2 separate regions of the Homo sapiens genome follow, and region 1 is linked to region 2. A link is an interaction called in ENCODE POLR2A ChIA-PET data of the cell type or tissue named here. Cell type or tissue: CD4-positive, alpha-beta T cell. All regions are shown on one strand. Links, peaks and the distances in the headings refer to the core of each region. The heading gives the core; the rest is flanking DNA.

What was found. Peaks named below come from ENCODE experiments on the same cell type or tissue, not always from the same donor. Only the 100,000 strongest peaks of a DNase experiment are listed, where the experiment ranks them.
Region 1: POLR2A ChIA-PET joins it to region 2 with 5 read pairs; 4 of 35 experiments call an interaction of 5 or more read pairs at or near these places.

Annotation. Positions count from the first base shown.
Region 1 is chr1:172,656,233-172,661,614 of GRCh38, reverse strand. It overlaps FASLG (Fas ligand), which reads right to left and starts at 2,512. Exons shown (of 4, transcript NM_000639.3): 1 at 2,066-2,512; 2 at 1,475-1,520. The coding sequence starts at 2,413. In CD4-positive, alpha-beta T cell, for the core only: no CTCF peak of the experiment used is centred there; a DNase peak (open chromatin) is centred at 2,604; H3K4me3 peaks cover 2,704 bases; H3K27ac peaks cover 963 bases.
Region 2 is chr1:172,705,818-172,711,199 of GRCh38, reverse strand. No RefSeq gene overlaps it. Among named protein-coding and RNA genes, the nearest start is that of FASLG, 49 kb to the right of the region's middle. In CD4-positive, alpha-beta T cell, for the core only: no CTCF peak of the experiment used is centred there; a DNase peak (open chromatin) is centred at 2,549; H3K4me3 peaks cover 409 bases.

The DNA of each region.
Region 1 (5,382 bases), core at 226-5,225, 49 kb after region 2:
AGATGGATCTGACTCACCTGATCATTTGACTTTTAATCACTAAATTGACTCCAGAGAGTGGGTGAAAGATGAATAATTAGATACCTATCAGACCAGGCACATTCCACAGATTTTCAAAATGATCTTATTTCAGACGTCCTCCAGAGGCTTTACTTTTCTATCAAATATTTCCACTCTGCTTGTGTACATATGGACTTTCTAACATTTAAGGATTAGGACACAGAAGCAGGGGCCAGAGCATCCCAACAGTGGCTCATATAAGAACTTAACAGTCTAGGATAGTAGACAGGCGACTGGGTCATGTGCAGTAGCCACATCCGGAGAAACTGGAACTTGCTTCACTTAATAGATGGCCAGTGCTGCCTTCTTCTTTATTCTGAGTTTCTAAGGATGAGATCTACCTATAGTCTTTGCAGAGGTATCCTGCTTTTCATCTATTTCTTATTCCATGCTCACTACAGAGAGACAGGAGTTTCCCTCCTTCATGAGGCACCAGTCCAGTACTGGAAAGCCCTGTAGGTGACAAGGCATCAAGAGCCTGTGTTCCTTCTAGCCCCAATGGCATACCAGTGGTCTTGGGCATATTCACCTAATCCATCTGGTATTTTGTTTCTCTTCCAAAAAATGAAATGGCTGGACTAGATATATTCTAAGCTTCCTTCCACCTCTAAAAATTCAATGAATCTCATTGTAAATCTAAATCTAAAATTTCAATGAATCTTAGACTAGTGAAGCACACTGTAAAATCTATCTGTACAGAGCTTGCACAACTATGCCCTGAAATTTCATGAGATCAGTGTTCAACCTATCATCTTCTTGCCCTAGCTCCCATACAAAGGATTTTCCTTTGTGATCAAGGGTACCTCATGACTGCCTCTGTGGGTGAAGCTGAACATCCTTTGAATGATGGCTGAAGTCTTCCCTTAAGCTTCTCAGTGACTTCAAGAAAAACCATTCTAATGTGGGGAATTGATTATCCATGTTTTAAAAGCTTACATCCTATAAAACATATTGTAAATAAAGCTTCAATGTAATCTCTTTAGGGCATTTAAAAGAGGAAAGGACGTTTCTCAGAAACATCTGTCTCTGCCTTCATTTCGCCTTCTCTTCCCAGGAGTTACAGCCACTGGCGTGTGTGCCAGGACCAGGATGTCTGTGGAAGGGGACAGGCCTGGAGCCACTTCTCAGGGGGCAAAGGTCCAGGGTTGTATATGTGTGTCTCTTTCCAAAGTCAAGTGGAAGTGATTTTGAATTGTGTGCAGTGCTCAGCTATATTGATTGTGAGCAATTCAATTCACTTCACATTTTTAAAGCAGCTCAAGGAATCATAGACCAGAGATTCTGAATTAGCCAGAATTCCTCTTATAGTGTACAGAAACCAAAGTGTGGGACAGAATTTAAGGCATTCCATTAACATAGTTCTGTGCTGAGGATCATCTTTGGGAACTCAATGTACATGCGAAAAAAGACTCACCTATTTGCTTCTCCAAAGATGATGCTGTGTGCATCTGGCTGGTAGACTAGTAAAACAGAAAGAGAAAAGATGTATAATAAAAATAAAATTCTTTAAGCAAAAGAGGCAGAATCGTCAAATAAACCAAGCCCTGGAAAGAGAATCCAAATACCTCAGAAGTTCTGCTAACTTGGGCTTTGGCCAAGCAATTTTGCCTCACTGTCCCTCAGTTTTGTGATTTGGAATCGTACCAATTTTCAAGATTTAGTTTGGTCATCTGAACAAATTTACTTCCAAGCAAAACTTAAAAGTTTTGTTTGTTTGTTTTTTACTCCTTAAATCAATAGGTATGAGGCAGTAAGTGGTTCAACAGACTGAGTTGACAACTGAGGAAAGACAAACTGTTGGGCTCTGATTCTTTACAAAGTAAAAAATATTCCCTTCACCCCTATGAGCCTCCATTTCTCTGTCTATAGAATAGAATAACTAGAACAACCCATTTCTAAGAAAAAAAAAAAAAGGATTGAAAAGCACTTTGCAAGCCAGGCAGTGGGCCCTCCATCCCCTTATGCCTGGTGCCTCCAGGGCACAGCAGTCTGCCGGCAGGCTTACCTCTCGGAGTTCTGCCAGCTCCTTCTGTAGGTGGAAGAGCTGAAACATCCCCAGGCCCAATCCTACCAAGGCAACCAGAACCATGAAAAACATCACAAGGAGACACAGGCCTGTGCTGTGGTTCCCTCTCTTCTTCAGGGGTGGCAGCGGTAGTGGAGGCAGTGGTGGCGGCGGCGGCGGAGGTGGTAGTGGTGGCGGTGGCGGTGGTGGTGGTGGCCTCCTTTGACCAGGCCTTCTGGGCACAGAGGTTGGACAGGGAAGAACTGTGCCTGGAGGGGCCCAGGGAGAGCTGGCACTGCTGTCCACCCAGTAGATCTGGGGATATGGGTAATTGAAGGGCTGCTGCATGGCAGCTGGTGAGTCAGGCCAGCCCCAGCAAACGGTTTTACTTCTTCTCAGTCCTGTAGAGGCTGAGGTGTCAAGGACGGGACCCTGTTGCTGACTGCTCAAGAGGAGGCAAGCTGGATCTCTCTTATAGAGTTTCCATAGCTAAGGGAAACACCTCTGTCTTTCTCTTTCTCTATCTCTCTCTCTCTGATTCTGCTTCTCAAAGAAACACCCACTCACTTTGCAGCTGAAGCTGAGAAGCCTCAAGAAGCTCAGAGCAAACCCCTGGAAGTTTCCGCCCACAATTTTCTGATAACAGCCTTCAAGGCCTCAGTTGCTGTCGCTGTGCTACCCAAACAGGTTAGTAGGCTATGCTCACCTTCCTGGGATCCTGCAGAGCAGGTCAGCATGGGGGTATAGCCCTGTTAGTGTGAACTGCTCCCAGCTACAGGAGAATGGTCAGTGGGGCTATAATTTTATGAATTATAATTGCATGCTTTTTTATACATTATAATTGTATAATTTTAAGAATTCTACCATATACACAACCAAAAAACTATTTAAAAATCCCAAAATAACTCTAACAAAAATTGTTCAGAACCGTATTTTTTAAACTATAAAAATTTTACTGAAAATGGCTCTGAGGGGAGAGACCATGGAGTCATGGCCAGAGAAGTCACTCCCACATTTTAGTTTTTGCAGGAGGAAAACATCTGTTGCCATCATCTCTTCCCCACACACAACTACCATTTACCCTGACCTGCCGATCACCATAATTTACAGGTTAAAAACCTGCTACACCCACTTTAGAAATTAGATCAGAGGCTGCAAACCAGTGGAACCCACAGAGCTGCTTTGTATTTCGCAATGTTTTCATTTTCATTGTTTGCCCAGTTTATTTATTTACTTATTTATTTAAATAGAGACAGAGTCTCACTCTGTCACCCAGGCTGGAGTGCAGTGGTGCTATCGTAGTTAACTGCAGCCTCAAACTCCTGGGCTCAAGCAATCCTCTTGCCTTGGCCTCCTGAGTAGCTGGGATTATAGGCATAAGTCACTACACCTGACTAATTTATTCTTTTTTTTTTTTGTACAGATGGGGACTTGCTATGTTGCCCAGGCTTGTCTCAAACTCCTAGCTTCAAGACATCCTCCTGCCTCAGTTTCCCAAAGTGCTGGAATTACAGGCATGAGCCACTGCACTGAGCCCAACTGACCACTTTTAATATCAACATTAAAAATATTTTAAAATATATATATTAAATACACATTAAAATACATATTTCTATTCTGTTTTGAAATATCAGAATATCAGACACCCTCGAGGCCATCTCTGCAAACCCAATCAGTGGGAAGTATGTAGCAGCTGCCCCTGAGAATGAGAGACAGGAGTTCTGGGTCACCCAGCCTCCACCACTGGCCTGTGTCTCACACACCACCTCACTATCTGAAAGGCCTGCCTGGTCCCTGCCAACATTTCTGTGTGCTGCCCCTGTTATGGTTGCCAGATGAAATACATGGTGCCCAGTTAAATTTGAATTTCAGATAAATAATACATTATTTTTAGGACAAGTAGGTCTTAAACATGTCCAAACATGGAATATACTAAACAATTATTCATCATATATCTGACATTCAAATCTAACTCTGTGTCCTATTTCTTTGTTTTGCTTTTTTTTTTTTTTTTTTTTTTTTGGTAGTTGTTGTTGTTGTTTAAAGCTGGCCTCTCTACTTGGGCTCATCTCACCATTTCCTCTGGCCTCACATACCATTTATATGCCAATAACTTCCAAGTAGTTAGCTTCAGTCCTAATCATTCTCCAATAGAAGCCAAATAAATCCCCCATAAATCAAAATTTTTCATTTTTTTCATGTTTATTACTTTTCAAATTTCGTTAGTTTTTATATCATGCTTTGGGATTTCCATTACTATCATTCAGGCCCACTCACCTGTACCACACCAACCCCAAGGGTACTATTTCTCTGATACATTCTGCCCATCCCACCCCATCCCCAACCCTGTACAACCCCTTTCTCCTGAGGCCACTCTTTCTGGTGGCAACTTCATCTCCTTTCTTTTCCTCTCCCCCAACGTTTAACTGGTCACCCAGGACTGTCGCTTTTACCTGAGACCTGTTCCTTACCCTCCCCTCAGTGTACTGCCCCCCTGCCCCATCCTCGCTACTCCCATTTTTCTTACTGCTGTTGCCTGGGGTCAGACTTTATCTCTCACTTGAAATACTGCAATAATGCCCTAACAGGTGCCCTGCCACCGACCTTTCCCAAGCCCAAATCACCCAGTAAAATGCTATAAGAAAAATGCTTTTTAAAAAACAAACCTAATGATCTCACTTCCCTGCCTTCTGTTGGAAGGTTTGATTCAGGAGCAAGGCAAGCTTCTTACCGTTACCCAAGGCTCTTTAGCGTCAGCTCCTACTGCCTCCTTACCAGGCACTCCTGCTCACATCCCACTCTCCACTCTTAAACAGTGCAAGGGATGAGACTAGCAAGACAGTGCACGAGTTAACGAGCTTTTGAACTCACATGTGACTTTATTCATCGTTATGAATTCAACTAACTTTAAATTTCATAATCAGAAATTGTAATTTTAAGAATTCTACCATATAGACAACAAAAAAACTATTTGAAAATCCCAAAATAACTGTAAGAAAAATTGTCCAGAACCATATATATGTATTTTTTATTTTTTTGAGATTGAGTCTTACTCTGTCGCCAGGCTGGCACGCAATGGCGTGATCTCAGCTCACTGCAACATCTGCCTCCTGGGTTCAAGTGATTCTCCTGCCTTAGCCTCCCGAGTAGCTGGGACTACAGGCACATGCCACCACACACAGCTAATTTTTGTATTTTTAGTAGAGATGGGGTTTCACCATGTTGGCCAGGATGGTCTCGATCTCTTGACCTCGTGATCTGCCCGCCTCAGCCTCCCAAAGTGCTGGGATTACAGGCGTGAGCCACCGTGCATGGCC
Region 2 (5,382 bases), core at 334-5,333:
ACAAGGCTCAACTTATGGTACCAAAGGGTAGAAAATATTTTCTGCTTAGGAAGTAGTGGTCATGGAAAAAGAAAAAGATAAAGAAAGAAGAAAAATAAGAAAGACAGAAAGGAAAACAGGAAGGAAGGATGGAAGGAAAGAAGGATAGAAGGAAAGACGGATGGAAGGAAGGAGGGAAGGAAGGAGGGAAGGAAGGAAAGGAGGAAGGAAGGAGGGAAGAAAGGAAGGACAAAACAATCCTGAGGCTGAGGCCTAATTTCACAATTTACCTTGTGTATTTTTCTTGTATTTGTCTGTTTATCATAATGATGATTTAAGTTTTACCTTAGAGTCATAATTTCTCAATACAAATTCCACCCTTGAATAATTGATCAATGCCTCTCAGGAAGTCAGAAGGCTAAAAAGAGCATTAAATCATTCAACAGAGAGATCATAAATAACCACCATGTGTGAAGCCCTAGAATAAAGAATAAGGAATATTTTAGTGAATAAAACAAGCCCTAAAATTAAAAATCAGTTGTATTTCAATGAATAAAAGTATATTCTACTTACTAAGGTAAGTATTAATTTCTGTAATAAATTTTCTGTAATAAACTTTAAGGACTGCATGCAAGACTCTATCCTACATCAATTGACTGCAAATCAATCACTTTAATTAAGCTAAGCCCTCGCTCATGGAAATGTTTTTGGTCATTTTTCATAAGGTTAAATATGCATCTACCCCATGAGTCAGCAATTCCACTTCTAGGTGAATGCCCCCCCAAAATGAATAATATGCCCATAAAATACTTGTTGTACAAGAATAGTCATAACAAATTTATCCATAAAAGACAAAATCTGGAAATGACCCAGACGTTATCAACAGAGAATGGAGAAACAATTTTTAGTGTATTCTTACAATGGAAAACTATTCAGCAATAAAAATATATGAACTTCTGATACATGCAACAACATGAGTGAATCTTAAAGACATTACAACATAATGAAAGTAAGAAGCCAAGAATAGGAAAAACTGAGGTATAGTGACATAAGTCCAAAAATGGTTACCTTTGGTGAGGGATTAACTGGAGAAGGGCATGAGGGAACTTTCAAGGATGTTGGGAAAAGTCTGTATCTTATTACGAATGGTGGTTACTGAAAATTTAAAATATTCCTTCTTTGTTTTATGTAAATTATACCATAACTTTTAAAATAAACCTATATATAATTGTTTCTTCTAGTTCTCCTGCTCACCTTAAAAAAAAAAAGAAATGAAAACAGAGAAAAAAAGAGAAGAATAAAAGACAGGCATAGTCTTTGTAGTCCAATAAGGAGAGACAGACAATTCACAAGGAAATAAGCACACTGATAATCAAAAGTTATTGATAAATGCATGAGGTAATTGAACAGAGTGTAGTAATACAGAATAGTGGGGAGGGCTCTTGTTAGCATGACTGCGGAAGGCCTTTCTGAGATCACCCGAGAGCAAACAAGCCACATATGGAGTTTATGAGTAAAGAGAAGCATTTCAAGAAGAAGAAATAGCATGTGCAAAGACTCTGGGGTTAGAGTGTGATGGTTCCCGGAGTCAAAGGGGCCAGTGCAGTTGGAGCATAGTGGAGATGAGGATGGGGAGGTAGAAAGGGGCCAGACCACACAGGCCAGACAGGCCATGGTCAAGAGTTTAGATGTTATCCTTAGAGTAACAGAAAATTATGAAGGGGTTAATGCTGGGGAGCTGTACAATCTAGTTTATGTTTTCTAAATCATTACTGTGGCTGCTGGCATGAAAATGAACAAGAGGAGCCCATGTGCTTTGTAAATCAGGTTCTGTCATGAAAGTTATTAACCTCTTTGAGACGGGATTTAGTTTTTCGGTTGTATAAAGCAATTTTACTCTATCATTTTGATCTTAAAGTTTTGAGTGGGATGTGTAAAAGAAGGATAGTCCTCTACTAATTGAAATTGGTTAGCTTTTTTCTGATCATTTTATTTTGTTCTTCAACCTGAAGAGAAAATTACTCACATACTCTTGACAGCAGAATGGAACTTGTTTGTTAATAAAATGCAGTCCCTACTGTTGAGACTGAAGCTTCTGGAGGGACATAGAGAAAGGATAAAGAAGAAGTTGCCCCCAACCAGCCAGTCCCAGCCACTGGGTCATTTCAGAATCAATTGGTGTAAGTATGGGGAGAAGGATAAGTACAGACTTCAAAGCTAGATTGTCTTCTTCAGTATTCTGCAAGTATCTTAAAAACAAATGCATAGGTTAGCAAAAAAGAGAAAAGCAATTTTCTCATCTCTTCTCCCCAACACCTCATCTCCCAGCCTCATAAAGAGTAGACAGCTCAGCCTGCAAAGCGAACATGGAAAACACCCATCAAATCTACAGCTGAGGAGTCCCCAGAGAGAGACACAATTTCATACATCAAAGGCTGCAAACATCCTCAGGTTGTCTGATTATGCACTACTTGGAACAATGAATAATATTCCACCCCCATGGGGCTGCCTGATTAAACAAAAAGTAAAAGTTGACAAACAGTGTGGGGAAACAGTGACAAACTCAGACACCTTATATCTGCAGTGGAAATCAATGCTCAGCAAATGTGAGGTGAGGAAATCCCACACCATGGGAGAGATCAAAAGAAAAAGCTCTAGCTGTTTAGCTTGTTTTCAGCGTGTCAACTGAAGCAGGTGTCTTCTCACTCAGAAATCCGCAGAGCAGGGAGTACCCAAGGTGACCTCCACCTCCCACATCCCACTTGGAAACAAAAGTTTTACTTGAGAACAGATTTCCCCAGTATCTTTAGATCACTAAGTTGTTTTAAGAGCAATAAAATAAAAGGTTAGAAAGAACAACAATGCAGTCTTATCAAGTTATAAACAAAGAAAAAGAAAGACCATCAGAGAGAATAAGCTGTACCTACAGACACATTGGAACCTGATTTCCACACCCCCGGCCAGGAAAACATTTTTCTCAGAAGCCACCAACCGAGCGTCTTCATTTACTTGAATCTGTCAATGTCCGAGTATTCTTCGTTCACCGGGAATTAAGCCCTAGCCACAGTACTTGCCATGCTTTTGCCACTAAAGTCAATTCATGCTTTATTTATCGTTGAGATCTGTTCGCTCTCTCTCTGCTCCTCATGTGTAATTTTTAAAAATTTAAGTGTTTTGTCAAAGCAAAGAGTCTGAAGGTTAACTATGGGTTCCCACAGAATTTAGAAAATAGAAAAAGAGAATCCTGGCTCTTCTTAATTAGAGCATGAGGTTTTAACTCAGTATACATAAATTCAGGCCCATTATCTAAAAGAGAAAATAAATGTTAAGTACTGCTTGTTTATATTCAGAATCTAAACATCTCCATAAGATTCCAAAATGAAAATTTGGTGGCATTTTTGAAGTCACTAAGAAAGCCAAACATTCAGGAAGCCTTCATTTCTTTTCAGAAAAGGCAAAATAAGTCCACTTCTGGCTCTCCTAGAAAAGAGGGTTTTGCTTGCAAGTGTTTCAATTTGAATCCTTGGAAAATGAAGACAATCTGAGGGTCAGTTTTGCTCTCACCCTCATTTTCTTTCACTGTCTTTTGTTCTTTTGCCAGAGAAGCCCGCACTGAACTGTGAATGTGATGGTCAATACTTTATTTAAGAGATCTTCAATAAAGCATACTACCTAAGTGCTAGTTTTCATGGAATCTTTGGGGTCTTGGAAACCACTGCTGAATTAGCAGCAACAGCAGGCAGGATGTGCCGTGGCCAACCCATGGGGTCTTGTCACTTCTGAAGACCCTAAGCCTGGCTCCCTCTGATGTATCCGTGGCCACAGTCACTTCCCACTCACCCTTGGTGAGAAGCAAGGCAGACTCTATGCAAGTATTCTGATTACCACACACCGAAATTGACCCAAGAAGAAGCCAGCATGGTAGAAAGCAGAATGCTGTAACCCTTTGGGCTGCTAAATCAACACTTTGAAACCTGCCCTATCTCTGAACTTTCTGACACATGAAAGAATTGCAAACCTTATATTAAAGGCACATTTGAGTCTGAGAATTCTGCTACTTGCTGGCAAAATTACCCTGATCCAGGGAGTCAGCATTAGTCAGAGAATGTTTTTTGGGTGCCTTATGTGCCAGGCACAACACTGGACACTAGGTACACAGCAGTGAATAGAAGGGAATTCGCCCTTATGGTCAAGTGGAGAAGACACACATTAAATACATAAATATACATAATGAAGAAATTTCTAATGTGCAAAAGTACTACAAAGAAGAATACAGGGGCCTCTGGACATGTACAGCTAGGGGAACTTTTAGGGTCTGGTGGAGCCAGAGAAGGCCTTCTTGAAGAAAGTCGCATTTAATTTGAGCCTGGAACAATAAGTGGGAGTTATTTAAACAAAGAGTGTGTGACTTGGGGGAAGGAGGGTCAGGTAAAGGGACAGCACATGAAGGGACATTTCAGCGCATGAACTTTAATTGGCCCTAGTATTCAGGTCCACACAGAAGATGGCAGGAACAGAAATTGGGAGGCTTCCACTGAGGCTGGAGGGGTAAGAGTCAGTGTAGTGGCACAAGTAGCCAGAGGGCCACATCAGTAGGTGAGCCAAGTTAAGAAATTGGGGCTCACCTCAATGAGAAGCCCTGGAAGAGTTTTAAGCAAAGAAGTGAACAGCAGAACCAGATGTGTGATATGTGATCTTAAAAGAATACTCCAATAGCAAGGTGAAGAATGGATTCCTGGAGGTCAAGAGTAGGGCCAGAAGAGCAGGAAACCAAGTGAAAGGACAAGGATGGGAAAGAATCTTACAGGATGGAAAGCATGGAGGTGGTAGACTTGATAATGGGTTGGACAGAGGAGTAAAGGAGAGAGCGTAATCAGAAGTGATCCCTGATCCCTGGCCTCATGTGTGGAGAACAGTGCCATTTACTGAGATTCAGAGCAGGGAAGTTGGTGGGGCAGGTGGTAGGGAGGAGGAGGAGGGCCATAATTTAGTTCAAGGAATGTTCATTTTCAGGTACATATGAGACAGCTAAGTTTGCTCTCTGTCTCTCTCGAGAAATATGTTGATCAAATATTTAAAAGCAGGCTCAGAAATCTGGGGACCTTATTTTCAACACTGAATTTGGGTACTTAGTTACACAAACAACAAAGTCTCCATGACCAATACATACACCTGGCCCTTGTGGTTTTCTAGCTGGAGTAACTACCCAACATTCCCATTTAAGGTAGGGGCCCACAGTATGTTGCACTTTGCTTCTCCTTCCAGAAGATCAGTAAAAGAACCATAATACAGCACTCTGTACTTCTGAGATGACCAGAGCTGATCTTCGATGAGATCAAAAAAATAAAACCTTAAAAAAAAAGGGTTCTTAAAAAGGGTTCTATCCCACTGTCTAAGCTCTTC